Linked DNA regions of Homo sapiens: region 1 is linked to region 2. Evidence: read pairs that join two places in POLR2A ChIA-PET (ENCODE). Cell type or tissue: B cell. All regions are shown on one strand.

Region 1 (8,000 bases), 150 kb after region 2:
TGGGCCAGGTGCTGTGATAGCCTGGCTCTCTCACAGGCGAGGTCTGGTGAGCCATTTATCCTGGACCTCATATCCATAAAGGGCTGATAATATAGATTTTTAATATCATCTCCAAATGATATCCTATATACAGTCACACAGATAAACTTCTAGGATTCAACCTCAAAGCATATCACAATTTTTATAATCCTGTATTGCCAATTTTAAAAATATACACCCAAGTCCTCCTACTGCCACCCATGGATATGATCCAGGTCTCTCCTATTCCCTATGAGCATTTAAGAGAAAGCAAACAAGCCAGTTGTTATACCTTCCCTCACAGAACTTATTGCTTAGTAGAGAGAAAGGTATCAAACAGGACACATACCAAACTGATAACTGTAGTTGCCGCAGGGGAGGAGAGGAGCATGACATGAGGCTGAGCTGTTAAGCAAAGCTTTCGCTTGCCCTGAAGTGTTTGAATTTTTACCATATGCACATATCCACAGTATTCCCTGAATAGTCATTATCAGTTTCTCTATCAGGGTCATCATTAAGAGAAGAGCCAAGAAAGGGACCAGAAGACAAGCTGGCCCCAAATGAGGCTGACCCCAATGCTGAGGCAGTGAGAATGAGTGAAACATCTAGTTGCCAGAGGTGACTGCGTTTGTCTGAGGATAAAATAGCTGCACACAACCTTGTGATGACCATCCTCTGCATGCCCCATGGGAAGTACCGCTAGGCCTGGACACAAGGCTTCCTTTTCCTGGGCTCTCTACTGGGCTCAATCGCCTAATGACCCTACAAATGGAACAATGTACTTTCAAGAATTGAGTAATATGGATGATCAATGTGTTACTCTCGTCCTGATTCGAAACTTGTCTTTTCATGGAGAGCAATAAATCTTATCAGTAGATGCCAAATGCCCCTCAGCTGAATCACAGCTATATCGTCTAGACTGAAATGTCTCATCTCCATTTTGCCAAATTCTGCCTTGTCCATTACAGTTAATCTCATAATCCACATAGACACCACACAATTCCATAAACAACAGAGCAGCCCCTGCTAACCAGCCCTCCCTCTGAGGAAAGCCTGAACATGTATAAACGATCTCAAGCCATGCCAGGGAAATAAGAACAGATATCATGGAAACCATGTTAGCATGTCAGTGCATAGCCTACTGATGACAAACTCAGCAGTTATGCCAGACGAATTTAGGAGTCAAAATGTTTCCTTACACTGTCATTGTTTTCAATTTTCTGATTATATTTTTGAGATACATTCAATACCTCTGGCTTTACAGAACAGAGGTATGACCAGTGACTGATCATTCAATAATGCTTCTAATCAGAGTGATTATATGTGAGTGTACAAGTGTGTGTATGTTTGTGTGTGTCAGTATTATTTTGTTTTAGTATGACAGGTGACCTCTTTGCCATGTACACTTGTTACGGGTATGTGCACATGTAAAGCCAGCATAGAGAAATGCAATCAAATGTAACTCTGCAGGAGGAGGAAGAGTAGCAGAGGAATGGCTCTCTGCAGGGGATGTCACGTCTGAGCTCTGCTGTGAGAGGTCAGTGGGAGCTTGCATGGTGGATAGGGTTGTCAGATAAAATAAAGACACCCAGTTAAATCTGAATTTCAGAAAAACAATGAATGACTTTTTAGTAGGTATGTCCCAAATATTGCATGAGTGTTCTATATTTTTATCTGCTAAGACAGGCAATCCTAATGGTGGGAGAAGGACAGATGTGTATGCCAACCATCTTTCCTTCTTTGTCATGAATATTGTCAATATCAGCATCTATTAACGTTTACAGAACATGGGGAATGGAGTCCTTGCTCTTGGGGAACCCTAAGAATTACTCCTCCTGCCTAAAACACTCAGAACATGCCTGCTTCTTCAACCACAGCCTCCTCGAGATCATGCACTACAACTTATTCCTCCTTCTTCAGGACCTAGGCCAGTGACGGAAATGTCATAAACACAAAAGTACATTTTTAGATAAATGAGAATATAATATGGAATTATAGTAAAGGGAGGAAATTTGGGGTGAGAGGGCTAAAGATGACAAAACTGTGCATGGCTGAAAATACAGGCAACTTCAAGACGAATGACAATAGCCAAATGTGCAGCCATCTCCAACACCTATGAGCAGAACTGAACAATCTTTTAGCTTGGTTAGTATCATTGAACTGTCTCAAACTAGTGAAAAGTATACTAAGCACCACGGGCAATTTCAGGGAAGAGGGGAATGCACTAAATTGGGAGACCAACACTTATACAATTATCTGTTTTTTAAAACCCATGGTTAAGGAGGCCAAGGCATCGTAAAAGCAAAATGGGGAACAAGCAGTTCTAATTGGAACAGTTCAAGAAGTTTTAGGTAGAGAAGTTATATGAGGTATGTAAAAAGCCATGGCCCTCAGAGAGGCTTTGCACTTTATAGAATGTGTGTGTGTGTGTGTGTGTAATTATAAGTATATATACATGTATAAACATGGCTGCAAGAATAGTATATTCCCACATACTGTGTGTTATTCATATCAACTGATTGGAACTGAGCCTTAGGGAGAATCCACATTTTCTTTCAAAATACTCTAGAGTAGAAATGTTTAAACAAATAAAATAGTATTGATCCCATTTCAGATGTATAATAATTTTTCCTTTTTTAATGTATCTTCTTTTAAAAACAGCCTTCTCTTATTAAATAAGAAATACTTGGCCAGGTACAGTGGCTCACGCCTGTAATCCCAGCACTTTGGGAGGCCGAGGCGGTCGGATCATGAGGTCAGGAGATCGAGACCGTCGTCGCCAACATGGTGAAACCCTGTCTCTACTAAAATACAAAAAAATTAACGAGACATGGTGACGCGTGCCTGTAATCCCAGCTACTTGTGAGGCTGAGGCAGGAGAATCGCTTGAACCCGGGAGGCGGAGGTTGCAGTGAGCCGAGATCGCGCCACTGCACTCCAGCCTGGAGACAGAGCAAGACCCCGTCTCACAAAAAAAAAAAAAAAAAAAAAAAAGAAAAGAAAGAAAGAAAGAAAAAGAAATACTTGCTCACCACAGAAAACTTAAAAAATCCAGGTAAATAAAAATATAAAAATAAAAACCACCCATTATTCTTCCAGTTAGAGATAGTGACTCAAAATTTTTGCATATATATCAAGACATTTTTTCATATATATATATATATATATATATATGCATATGTCTATATTTAACAAAAGTGGTATCAGCCTCTATATGCAAATATAAGCTTGTTTTTTAAACTACAAAGTGTATCTATCCAAGTGACCAAATATATTCCCACACATAATTTTTAGTGCTTACATATATGTTTTCTACTGATGGCTTACTTAACTAAGTATTTATTGCTGAACATTAAAATTGTTTTCCATTTTTTGCTGTGACAAACTTCCTTACAGCTAAGTCTTTAAGGGCATCATCATTATTTCTGGGGAATCAGTTCCTAGAGGATCAATCGCTGAGTCAAATATTATGTACATTTTTAAGGCTTTTGATCCATATCACCACTTTCCTCTCTAGGAAGGTTGTGTCAATTTATAACGCTATATAAAAGGGCTTGTTTTCTTAATGTTTTCCAAATTTGGTCAGCCCAAGAAATCTGCCCATGAAATAAGAATTTATGTAGATGGAACAAATAGAATAATATATATATATATATTTTTTTCCGTAAGAAACCTTTCCTAAAAGCCAGGATTTTAAGAAATCCCACTTACCCACAATTAGCCTTTGGTGCAGTCAACTGATTTAGACAAGAACTTTTTAAGCCAACTTTTCAATCAAAGTCTGCCATGTTTGTGGAACTGTGGCTATTTACCATTTTACAATGACTTAATTGCAAATTAATGTATATCTTTTTTTTCTTGAGAAGATATAATAAGCTACCTTTTTAAAATGACAATCCATTTTATTTTCCTGGAGAAAAGAATCCATTTGCTTTAACCATAATCAGAGGAAGGTTATTTGGTCAAACAAAGTAAAAACCATAAACAATAGATAGCCATCATTACCACAGTAACATTGGTCCAGCTAGGAATTCACTTAGCTAAATGGGTGACTTCCTACTCACATACCTCCTCAGTGCACAACAAACACAGGAGCAAACAAAAGCCTTTACAGAATCCAGAACCACCAGGCAAGAAGATATAATAATCAAGCAATCAAGCAAAAGTTTAAAAATACTGCCTAAACTGCACCAAAAAAAAAAAAGAAAAGAAAAGAAAAGAAAATGATACTACAAGAGAGAAGTTAATGAGGCAGAAAGATATTCTCAAATATAAAACCCCCTCCAGGACTTTTAAGAAAGGTATCAGAGGCATATGGAAGGCTAAGTCCAGGATGGATTTAACTGAAGAAAAGGATATTTAGAGATTATCAACATTTTCTAATGCAACAGAAAACCAAGCCAACTTAGTCTCCTACTTAGTAAGTGCCAGCTCTATTCTTCATCTTTTTGGAGATCCAGAAAAATCAAAAAGAGAAAATATCCAAATATAGAAGCTTAATTTAACAAAATTGGAAAAACCTAAACTATACTGTGCTCTGGTGACCTAGCAATCAAATAATCACAGTCATTTGGTCAATGTCTATGATTAACTCAATGAGACAGGATGTTTGGCTATAGCACCAGGTACAAAAAATATATTTTCATGAAGGATCACTCCCTCTTATGTAATAGATTTGGGTGAGTGAGTGAGTGAGTGAGTGCATGGACTCACAGCTTTTGGCTTTCTGAAATACCCTGCATCAGTCTTGTTATGATGATTCCTTAGTGCTGGGATGGATCATCCAGGCATTTAAGGTAACACGATGGTAATTCTTTGCTCATTTTTCAGGGAAAAAAAAAAGTTATCACTTCCAAAGTCGGCATAGTCACCCGAAGTAAAAAAAAAAAAAAAAAAAAAGCCTCAGAGGCAAAGGAAAGGGGCCGCAACCTTGGTTAACTGTGAAATGACGAATGAGAAAACTCCTCCTGCTGAAGATATTCAGGTATATAAAGGCACATGAAGGAAAACTCAAAACATCATTGTCATATACACATCTTCTGGATTTTTTAGCTTGCAAAAAAAATGAGCACCAAACCTGATATGATTCAAAAGTGTTTGTGGCTTGAGATCCTTATGGGTATATTCATTGCTGGCACCCTATCCCTGGACTGTAACTTACTGAACGTTCACCTGAGAAGAGTCACCTGGCAAAATCTGAGACATCTGAGTAGTATGAGCAATTCATTTCCTGTAGAATGTCTACGAGAAAACATAGCTTTTGAGTTGCCCCAAGAGTTTCTGCAATACACCCAACCTATGAAGAGGGACATCAAGAAGGCCTTCTATGAAATGTCCCTACAGGCCTTCAACATCTTCAGCCAACACACCTTCAAATATTGGAAAGAGAGACACCTCAAACAAATCCAAATAGGACTTGATCAGCAAGCAGAGTACCTGAACCAATGCTTGGAGGAAGACAAGAATGAAAATGAAGACATGAAAGAAATGAAAGAGAATGAGATGAAACCCTCAGAAGCCAGGGTCCCCCAGCTGAGCAGCCTGGAACTGAGGAGATATTTCCACAGGATAGACAATTTCCTGAAAGAAAAGAAATACAGTGACTGTGCCTGGGAGATTGTCCGAGTGGAAATCAGAAGATGTTTGTATTACTTTTACAAATTTACAGCTCTATTCAGGAGGAAATAAGGTATATTTTTGGAATTAAAATTCCTTTTCCCTCCGAAATCTCTTTCTCCTTCTCCTCCTCCAACTTCTTTTTAAGGATTGTTGTGCTGTCCTGTAAGCCTGTCCTCAGTTGGACTGGTAGCCTCGGAACATCAGGGACACTCACCTCTCTAAGGAGAGGTAATGCCAACCATCCTCAGGGTGACCAAGAGTCTCCTTAGAAAGTCTTTAAGACATTTTTAAAGGAATAAGATTCCCTCTCCGTCTTCTTCTATTCTCTCTTGCTCTTTTCTGTGGCCATTTTGAAAGAGCTTTGCTATATATACCACCTGTGGACTTCACCAAGACAATGGCTAGAGGATAGGGAGCAGAGAATGTTGCAAAATGGTAACATTTCAATGACTTAACTGTTTTGCTGCCAAGGTTGCTTATCCTATGAAAATTCAGCACATTAAAAGAGCTTATACATGCTCCCTAGAGTCAATACTCTTGCATTTTCCCCCTCCTGCTCGGGGGGAAAAAGGTTGACATTTCTGGCCCATTTCCTTCTCAGCTTGGTTTGTTTGAATTGATGCTTGTGGAATAGTATTTCATTACTTTAAGAGTGAAGATCCATAGTGAAATTGGATGGATGGTTGAATTAGACGACCATTAAGCTTTCATTTAACCTTTGAGAGTCTGTGATTCTAATGTAGCACACTCTTCATTCCTGATGTATATTGTTTGATTCCTACATCTAAAGGCATGGAAAATGCTGTGGAAAAGTATGGTACAGAATCTGTCTTTTACTGTTTTTCATGTGCCTGAAATAAAATGTCCAGAGTCATAATATGGAACAATTTTACATTAGATTTTCCTAGTTAGAAGACTACATTCTGTGAGTTAATTTAACTAGCTATTCCAATAATACATAATACTTTAATATCTTTTATCTTTTTAAAAGTTACTTTGCAGCCAGACTACCTAGATTATTTACTTTTCTAGCACGGCCCTTCATCTATATTAATTCACCACCTAGCTGACATGGATTTTCTCTTCCTCTCGCACCTCTATCTACCCCATTTCAGAATCATCTACCTTCAAGCAAGAATTAACAGAGATTGTGGCTACGCAAATGCACCAAAAAAGGGTGAAATATATCTGAAATGTACCTGGTTCTGCCCTTGGAAGCCATTTCCTGCTCATGCCACTAACAGCATGCTGCCAAACTGTTCAGATTCAAGATTATTCCAAGCGCAGGGCCCAAATGTTATAGCCAAAGAAAGTCTTATGATAAAAGTGAGGCAAATTTCAGCCAAGAAGTTAGAAGAGATGTTTAAAAGAACAAGAACAAATTGTGGATCATGGTATATGCAGGCTATCAGCAGAAGGATCAGACAATAAAATGAGTTAGTGCAAACCATTTAGTAAAAATAACTATCAGCAGAGTTGTTCCAGATTAAAAATAGTACTACAAGCTTGTAAAGGAGTTAGGACATGCAAGCTACTGAGCATAAAATATATACTTGCTATTTTTCATGACTTTCTCTAATAAAGTCTTTGCCTGTTCTCTCTAATAACTTTACTGGAATGAGGTCAATTACTTTAGTCATTTATGGTTGCAGTCCTGCCAAGTGTTTGCTATCCTGGAGGAAAGAGAATGGCTGAGAAAGCCGAGCTGAGCTTTCAGTTAATATACATTTTCTGAATGTGTGGCAGGGGTAGAAGTCAGAACAGTATGCTTTTTTAAAGATCACATCTAATCAAAAGAAAAAGGATAACATCTCCACTGGAAAAAAGGCAAGGGCACAAACTGACATCATCACAAAGGAAGAAATACTACAGACAATGTGAAAAATGTTTAATCTAACTTGATTTTTAAATGCAAAATAAGATGACAAGATACTCCCATCAGTATGACAGAAAAGAAAAAGAATGACAATATAAAATGTGAGTGGAGTGTAAGGTATAGGAGCCTTTGTGCATTACTGGGAGGAAAGTAAACTGGGACATGTTTTCTACAGGGAAATATGGCAATCTTCAATATCCTAAAGAACGCATCAGCCCCTGTGACCTAGGTATCACGTCTTCCGAAATTTATTCCAAGGAAATAGGTTTATGATATCTCCCCCTTTTACATTCATTTTCACCATTCGATATTTTCTATTTTTTCCTATAGTGATTTTTTTGGGAAGATTTTTAATTCTAAAAGAAACTGTACAAGCTTAACTTCCACTATAATTACCCTGTTTTCCTTAGCGGGGTAGGCCAAGACAAGAAATGCTCTTTTATTTTGTTAATGATGCCTTTGGGTACTTCTTGAGTAACTTTGGTCT
Region 2 (8,000 bases):
GAGAGGCTGCATCACTTGCTTAAGTGATACAGGTGGTGAAGCTGGATTTAAACCTAGATCCCACTCACTTTGAAACAGCCACTTCCCAAATAATATACCCTCTACCCCTCAAAAACCAAGGCAATTCCTTTAAAATTATTAACTTAATCATCCAGAAAGTACCCTCAATGGTTAGTCATGGAGTTTAAAAAGTCCTCAACTGAAATAAATTACTGTTAGACTAGTAGCCAATTTTAAGGTCCTTATGAAACACAACTTTTGAGGAGAACTGGTCTTTTGGAATTTGGTCTTGGTGAGGCAGGAGTGGGAAGAGGAGGGAGAGGACAGAGGTGACTAAAGCAATGGTCTCTCTAGAACTTGACATTCACAAGCAGAGATGAGAAACTGGTGCCTGCAGGCCAAAGTCAGCCCACAGGACTGTCTTCTTTGGACTACATATTTTTAAAATGCTACCAATATTTAGAAACTGGAAACTATAACACAAAGACGAATTCTTGCTTCTCTTGGAATAACTCAGAAGACCTGGCACAACTGGACTGAGATTCCCACATGGCAGCAGCTCAGTAATGTCTGCTCCCCATACATGGAAGATGCTGTACTCATCTGAGGAGCCCCATTCATTCCATTTATTTATATTGCCAGCTGGACCCTTGAGAGGAAAAGTTACCTGTGATTGCAAATTTGATTACAGCAGATGGTGGGCACTTCTGGCTAGGTGGCCTTCCTTGGGACAGGTGTTGGCCATTTTAGGGAGCAGGGGCTCTGTCCACCATGGGGCCACCCCAGAGTGGGGTCCACTGGCCTGCCACCTGCTCCTTTACATTGGGCCATCCATCCCAGCTGTTATTCAAGCTCTGGCCAAACCACTTTTGTTTTGTAAGGCCAGGTGAGGCTTGGTTGCATAGAAGATGTCTTTTGGCCATACTGGAAAATCATTACCCTAGTAACACTGTCTTTGAGTACCTCATACTTGCAGCTTCTTTGTTCTCCCAGCCCCAGCAAGCACTGGAGTGGGGTAGTCACTCTTTTTGGTTCTCCGTTTAACATAAATGTGCAGAAGGCACCATTTACTTGTTTTCTGAACGGAATCCCAGGGAGCATGAACAGACAGACTTCTGGGGATGATGAAGGCACATGGGCTTCATGTTTTGCAATACAAGAGTTTTCTCCATATGTTCTTTCTTTATTAACATTCATAGGTGGTCCTTGAGTTACATATGCTTAACTTTCTTACCTCCTGCATATTTGCACACTACATGGACATTGCTAAATTCCCTTTACTAGGGTGCATTTGATCTATGATACATTAATTATAGTGGATGCTTTGGTGATGTCACACAGAAGCACTGTGGAGGAGTGTGTACTCGCTAGAGGAGAGGACAAAAGCCCCACACTCACCCCATGCATCCTGAGGAGCCTCTAGCAACCCCTGCTGCCTAACCCCATTAGAAGAACCACCTTGCAGAGCAAAAGCCCTTTTGCCCAGCACAATCTCCCTAGGTTCCTATGATGATTCTCACATTTCCAGGTCCCAAAGGCATTAGCACCCATTGGGACCTTAATTAACAATTGTAAGATGCTTTCTAATTCTCTGAAAAAACTTCTAATCTACAAATGCATGCTTTGTATTTCAGGCAGACATTGTAGAATGTATTTACAAGAATAGGTGACTGCCTACACAAATTCTTTTGGTCTAATCATAAAAGTAATATTGTTTAAAAATTAGAAAATGTTATCATTATCACCCATAATCCCATCAAGAAATAATCACTGGTAATATTTTGTTGTGTTATCTTCCAGTCTTTTTTCTGTGTGTGTATGTATATAGTTTTGTTAAAAGTACAATTAGAGTCATACTAAATATTCAGTTTGTATCCTCCTTTTTGTACTTGACATAAGTATTAGATATTCTTTGAACAATGAATCACCATATAACCATCACACAGACTCAGCAATTATCAAGACAAAGTAATACTTAGATGCCTCTTCTTGTACATATCTTTGACAGTTGGTCCTGACAATTTTCCTTGGCTAAATTCTTAGGAGTGGACTAAATCCCATTTACATTACATTTTACATTAAGAGTTCATGAACACTTTGCATTATACTCCACAATAGATGTTTGTTTCATAGAAAATATTGAAATGAAATGAATGAGCACTATTTGTCTTGCAGTGTTGGTACCCGTTGCACACACTGAGTTTCCCAGAAGTATGCATGCTGCCGTTAGAAAAAAATGGACACAGGACTCAAGAACCAAAGCTATAAAAAGGAATTAGTAGTCTTCCTTTGAGTATAGCAGTGGTTCTCAACCCTGGCTGTGCATTAGAATTATCCAGGGAACATAAAAAAATAGAATGGCAGTGTCTCACACTAGAACAATTGAATCTGAAGTTCCTCAGATGATTCTAATGTACAGCCCTGGTTGAGAAATACTGGCCTACAGAAGTGATTCTTTAAGTGTGGTCTCCGGACCAGCAGCACCAGCAATATCTGGGAGCTTGCTAGAAATGCAAATTCCCAGGCCTCAACCTAGCAGCACTGAATCTAACACTTGGGGACAAGGGTCCAGCAATCTGTGCTTTAAGATGTCCTCCAGAAATCTTGATCCATGACAAATTTTAAGAACCACAGGCCTAGAATATTCCTGGCTCAAGGATCTAGCTTGCTTAACCAAGTGGGAAGTCTGGCTGAAGATTTACAGAATCTGGTGTCTGACTTGAACTCAAGTCTCTCGTCTCCCATTTATTAGCTACACGATCTTGGGCAAATGACTTAGCCTCTCTGAGGCTGTTTCACTGTGAAGGACATAAGGATCTTAATAGCATCTACCTTGTTGGGCTGTTGTGAGGATTAAAGGGAAAATAATGAATGGTATTTTCCAAAAGGTAGAACTTGATAAAATTTGCTATTTTCATTAGCCATCAGAGAACTATTACTGTGGTCAGGAGATCAGGAAGGAAGCCTCCGAGGTGGAGGGAGACAACTGATCTGTCAGTCTGAACACCCAAAACAGATGTTTGTTTCCTAACTCTTTTCCAGGCCTAGGCTTGGATTTAGATTACACCTGCTGTGACACAAATACATGAATCTCCCAGGATGAGACGATGAGTCATTCTCTCAGGAGCTGTCTTCACACTACGGAAGTGCTGAAAATACACGGCTAGAGAGCCGGGCTTGGTCATCTGGACCTCAAAACTGCCAGGGGTGGGAGGAAGGGGAGAAGGGAGGGGACCACCCTTCTAACACCTAGACCAGTGTTCTCAAACGGGAGCCCTGAGAAGCACCTGGAGTGCTCACTGAACACAGACTGCTGAGCTGCACCCCCAGAGTTTCAGTGAGTCTGGGGAGGGGTCTGAGAACTTGTGCTTCAAACAAGTTCCCAGGTGAGGTTTATACAAATCTGACCACACTTTTTATGCTAAATTGAAAACACTGGCAAAGTTCATGAAACTGCAAGGCAACTGAACTGTGACCTATAAAAAGTTTTAAAAACTAGCGAAATGTTCTCTAAGACTTTCACATTTCCTCTGTAAAATTCAAATTCCGTTTGACATTCTATTTAGGTTTGCCCCAGAGTAACACTGGCCAACTTTACAGAAGTGTGGATAGTGACGTTCATTTGAACCCTAGGTCCCCCACAGGGGGTTGAAGGGCAGGGTGATGGGCAAGCCCAGCCTGTCTTGCTCTGCTCTCACAGGTAGTGGGGTAAGAAATCATTCACTGTCACCTCTCCTTCCCCCAAGAAGCCAACACACATCAATCACTTAGACTAAGAGTTTGTATACACCACATCATTTAATTCTTCCTGCAATCTATGAGGTATGGGCTACTTATGTCTCAATTTTTACAGATGAAGGAACTGAAACTAAGAGAGGTTAAACTTTCTGAAGACACATAGCTAGTAATAAGGATCTTCAGGTCAGAAATCAGATCTCAAAACCTTTGCATTTCTCTTTCTGACCTACACAATGAGTAGAAGAGTCTTTGCTTCTAGACTGAAAAGACTGTGTGTGACTGAGAATGAATCTCAGCTGGGGAGGGAATGAGGTCATAAGGATGGATGCTGCATCTGGACATGGGTAAAAAGGGACACATATTGCTGCTCACCTACTCTCCAGCAGGCTCTGATGTCAGCTCTGGACAAAGTGAACAGGAGGCAAAGCTGGCCCTGATCCCATCTAGTTCCCTCAATGATGTGGCCAGAATGATTACATTCACCACTACTCCTGGCGCAAGGGCAAAAGCCAGGGTTTAGTCCCAGAACTATTGGAACCAGGGGGCAGCTTGGCCAAAGGACCGTGAAGGTGAGGGCCGGGGATCTGGTGTGCCAGTCTGTGTTCTTCTTCCCCCTGTATCTCACTCTATGGCTTTCTGGTCCATTCTCCCAGCCCTTGCCAGCCCTGATGACTCCCTGACCCAGAACCACACCTGGGGAATCCTGTGCATCTTTGAGTATTGCATGTGCATGGGCAGAGCTGGGCATGTGACCAAAGTGATAAAGGAAATGAAGGTCTTATCACACAGGGAGGCTAGGAGAAGACTGGAAGGATAGGGCTCAAATATTTGAAAGAAGGTCATTTGGAAGAGGAAAGGGAAAAGAAAATTGCAAACCACTTATCCAGGGCCACAAAGCTAACAAGTGCTAGAGTGGAATTCTAGCCCACGTCTTCTGAGCTCAAAGCTCAAAGCTTGCTCTCTTTCCACTGCTCTGTTCTGCCTCCTCAGGGTCAGAAGGAACCCCTTCCTTTAGGTCAGCATGAAGACAAATTTACATTGCCTAAGGTGTCCAAAATGGGATGCATTGTCTCAGGTGATAGTGAGCTCCCCAGGCTGGAGGTGTTCAAGAAGAAGCCCGGAGACCACTTGCAAGGGTTGTTGGAGCGGGGATTCAGGCAAGGGAAGATGGTTTTCATCTCTGGTTGCATGTTACCATCTCCTGCATTGCTTCTCAGCAGAGTGGATTCCCAGACCCCCTTGTGATTTACTGGCTCTTGGGTGCATCTCAGGAATAGGTGACTTTTAAAGCACCCTTGGGGATTCTAACGCACCTTTAGGAATTACTGGGGTTTCCTTCAACTCTGAAATTCTATGACTTGAGTTTTTGGCATAAGAGACAGCTAGCTGTGGGGTGACAGTGCTGGTGACAACAATATTCGATAATTACTGAGGGTTTACTCTGAACCAGGACCAGTCATTACCTCACTGAGTCCTCACCACAACCACAGGAGGCAGGTACTACCATCATCCCCTGTTCACAGATGAGGAAACGACAGAGGAAGATGAAGTTTCCTGCCCAAGGTCACACCCCAAAGTGTTGGAGGAGCCGGGCTGTGAGGGCTGCAGATCTTTTCTCCTTACCATAGGAGCAGAAGGCACCAAGTGAGACCTGGTCCAAAGCCATTCAGTCCAAGGCAGGTTCTGAACAAAAGCCCCCAGTGGTTAATCTCCCAAATAAAAACTACACAGTCCAGGAAGCACCAGGAGAGTGAAACAGACCCTCAGATCTTGAAAAGATTATAAGCACTGAAAGAGTTGCAAAGCTCTCAAGGCATAAAGTCTAACTATTTCTTTGGTCTAAATATATCATATTTGGTTTTTCAAAATGTAAACTTTTCAATATAGTACAAAGTGTACCTAGGTAAATCTTACTGCTATTCGCTCACCTAAAAATAAAACAAAACTTGTTCGTTAAAAGTGCTTCCATTCAGTTATAGAATATTCAAACAAAGTGTCATTAAGTATATTGACACAACGGTTAAAACATTAACCCCAGTGAAACTCCTGATGTGCCAGTTCAGCAGAACCCACCCACGCCTTTCTGGGAAAAGCTGGATCAACCCCTGTATCTTGCAAGTTGTGTCTAAATCCTCACCCACCACGAGGTCTATGGGCCCCCACTAGCAGTGCAACTTTAGTGCATACCCATTCTCCACCAAATATGTTTTATTTTCCCTCTTGGGACCAATCACAAAGTTCTGGGGAGGGGCCAAGTGCAGAAAAAGAGATAGGATTTTTTTTTTTTTTTTTTTTTTAGACAGAATCTCACTCTGTCGCCAGGCTGGAGTGCAGTGGCATGATCTTGGCTCACTGCAACCTCCGCCTCAGCCTCCCGAGTAGCTGGGACTACAGACGCCCGCCATGACACCCAGCTAATTTTTGTATTTTTAGTAGAGACAGGTTTTCACCATGTTGGCCAGGATGGTCTCGATCTCTTGACCTCGTGATCCACCCGCCTCGGCCTCCCAAAGTGCTGGGATCACAGGTGTGAGCCACCACGCCCCGCCAAGAGATAGGAATTCCATACTATAAGGGCTGAAGCCACTGGGCATTTTCCAGGTTGAATAAATGCCTTATTCAACTAACTCTCATTAACGATGACTCTGGGCCAAATGGTGGGAGGAGTGGAGGTGGTCCAGCTTCTGGCCCCTCCCCACCCCCACCCTTGTAAATCACCCTTGTTCTTGCTGTAGTCCAGGGCTCTTAAGCTATTCAAGCTATTTCAGGATCCATCCCCCACCTGCCCACCACCCCCTCATAGTTCCTAACCCCTCATAAGAGATTAGTTAAAACTTATAAAAGGGAATTGAGACAGCCTAAATGGCATCAACCATTCAAAGAAGATGTCTGGGGCTTTCCACACTGCCTAAGGAAGTTCAATTTAACCTGGGGGTGGGATGAGGCAGAGCCAACTCCACCTTTTCAGATCTAGAAATCATCTGGGGAACATCAGTTCACTACCTCTCACTGGGCTCATGATCTGGGTGAGCTTTGGAGGAACTTGTTTAACCTCTCTAGGTTTCAGGCTCCTGAGCTGACAAGACATGCAGCTGAGATCAGTATGCCTCAAACTCTACTGCAGGCATGGAGGTGCTGCTGAATGGTGGAAGGAGCAAGGAATCCTGTTTTCCTCTTATCTATCCATAGTGGGTGTTTAAGTTCTCGGTAGAATTACACTTGACAAAATTAAAGTTTGAAAAATCCTGGCCTAGGTAATTTCTAAGGTGCCTTCTGGACCTAACATTCTATGGCTCTGACACTCTATTTCCCACAAAAATAAATGGCTGTTGCCTCTCGGTGTTGCCTCCCCAGTCCCTGCTGATCTGAGGACTGCTAAAGACTTAACACATCTTCCCTGAGGCTGGAGTCCTGGGGCTACAAGTCTGTCTCTGCCAAAAGACTGAGAAGCTGCCTACATTTTCTGTGCTTCTTGGGACCCTGAGAACCCTGAGTGGCCCTGGAATTCTGCTAAGTGCCTATGGAAACCAAGCCAGATGTGGATAGCAGAGAACTGGGTGTAACGGCAACACCAGTCATCGCACTCTAGGCTGGGCCCTTTGTGGCACTGCCTGATTTTGTGATGGAATTAAAGATGTTTTCCTTACAGGTAGCCCTAGAACTTTTTTTTCGTTTAAGAGACAGGGTCTCACTCTGTTGTCCAGGCTGGTGTGCAGAGGCGCCATCGTAGCTCATTGTATCCTCAACCTCCTGGGCTTAAGCAATCCTCCTGCCTCAGCCTCTTGAGTAGCTAGAACTATAAGAACGCACCACCACATCCAGCTAAATTTTTATTTTATGTAGAGATGACGTCTCGCTATGTTGCCTAGGCTGGTATCAAACTACGGGGTTCAAGCAATCCTCCAGCCTTGGCATCTCAAAGCGTTAGGATTACAAGTGTGAGCTAAGTCTGGAAAAAGTAACATTAAATTGATGAGGGGTGGACATTAACCTGATACGAGTGGGCATTCTCTAGCTTCGGGCCTTGGAGTCAGAAAGCCTTGGGTTCATAATTCTGACATCCCCTCAGTCTGCTCTGTGTCTTTGAGCACATTATTTCGTCTAAGTGTCAGCTTTTCCATAGTTCAAATGAGCGATGAAATGACATTTGTATGTGTTGACAGCTTGGCATAGTGTCGGGCACTGTAAATGTTATTGTTATTATTGCCACCACTTTGTACTAGGTCAATTCCTCGACAGCTTTAATATGTGATGAGTACTGA

The links. ChIA-PET counts read pairs that join two places held together with the same protein. Peaks named below come from ENCODE experiments on the same cell type or tissue, not always from the same donor. Only the 100,000 strongest peaks of a DNase experiment are listed, where the experiment ranks them.
Region 1: POLR2A ChIA-PET joins it to region 2 with 11 read pairs; 4 of 35 experiments call an interaction of 5 or more read pairs at or near these places.

The regions. Positions count from the first base shown.
Region 1 is chr9:27,519,255-27,527,254 of GRCh38, forward strand. The region is part of intron 1 of MOB3B (MOB kinase activator 3B); the gene reads right to left. It overlaps IFNK (interferon kappa), which reads left to right and starts at 5,036. Exons shown (of 2, transcript NM_020124.3): 1 at 5,036-5,707; 2 at 6,753-7,244. The coding sequence starts at 5,083. The coding sequence ends at 5,706. In B cell, no CTCF peak of the experiment used is centred here; no DNase peak of the experiment used is centred here; H3K27ac peaks cover 1,390 bases.
Region 2 is chr9:27,374,250-27,382,249 of GRCh38, forward strand. All of the region lies in intron 2 of MOB3B (MOB kinase activator 3B), which reads right to left. Among named protein-coding and RNA genes, the nearest start is that of EQTN, 81 kb to the left of the region's middle. In B cell, no CTCF peak of the experiment used is centred here; DNase peaks (open chromatin) are centred at 3,742, 5,272 and 6,767; H3K4me3 peaks cover 1,169 bases; H3K27ac peaks cover 2,386 bases.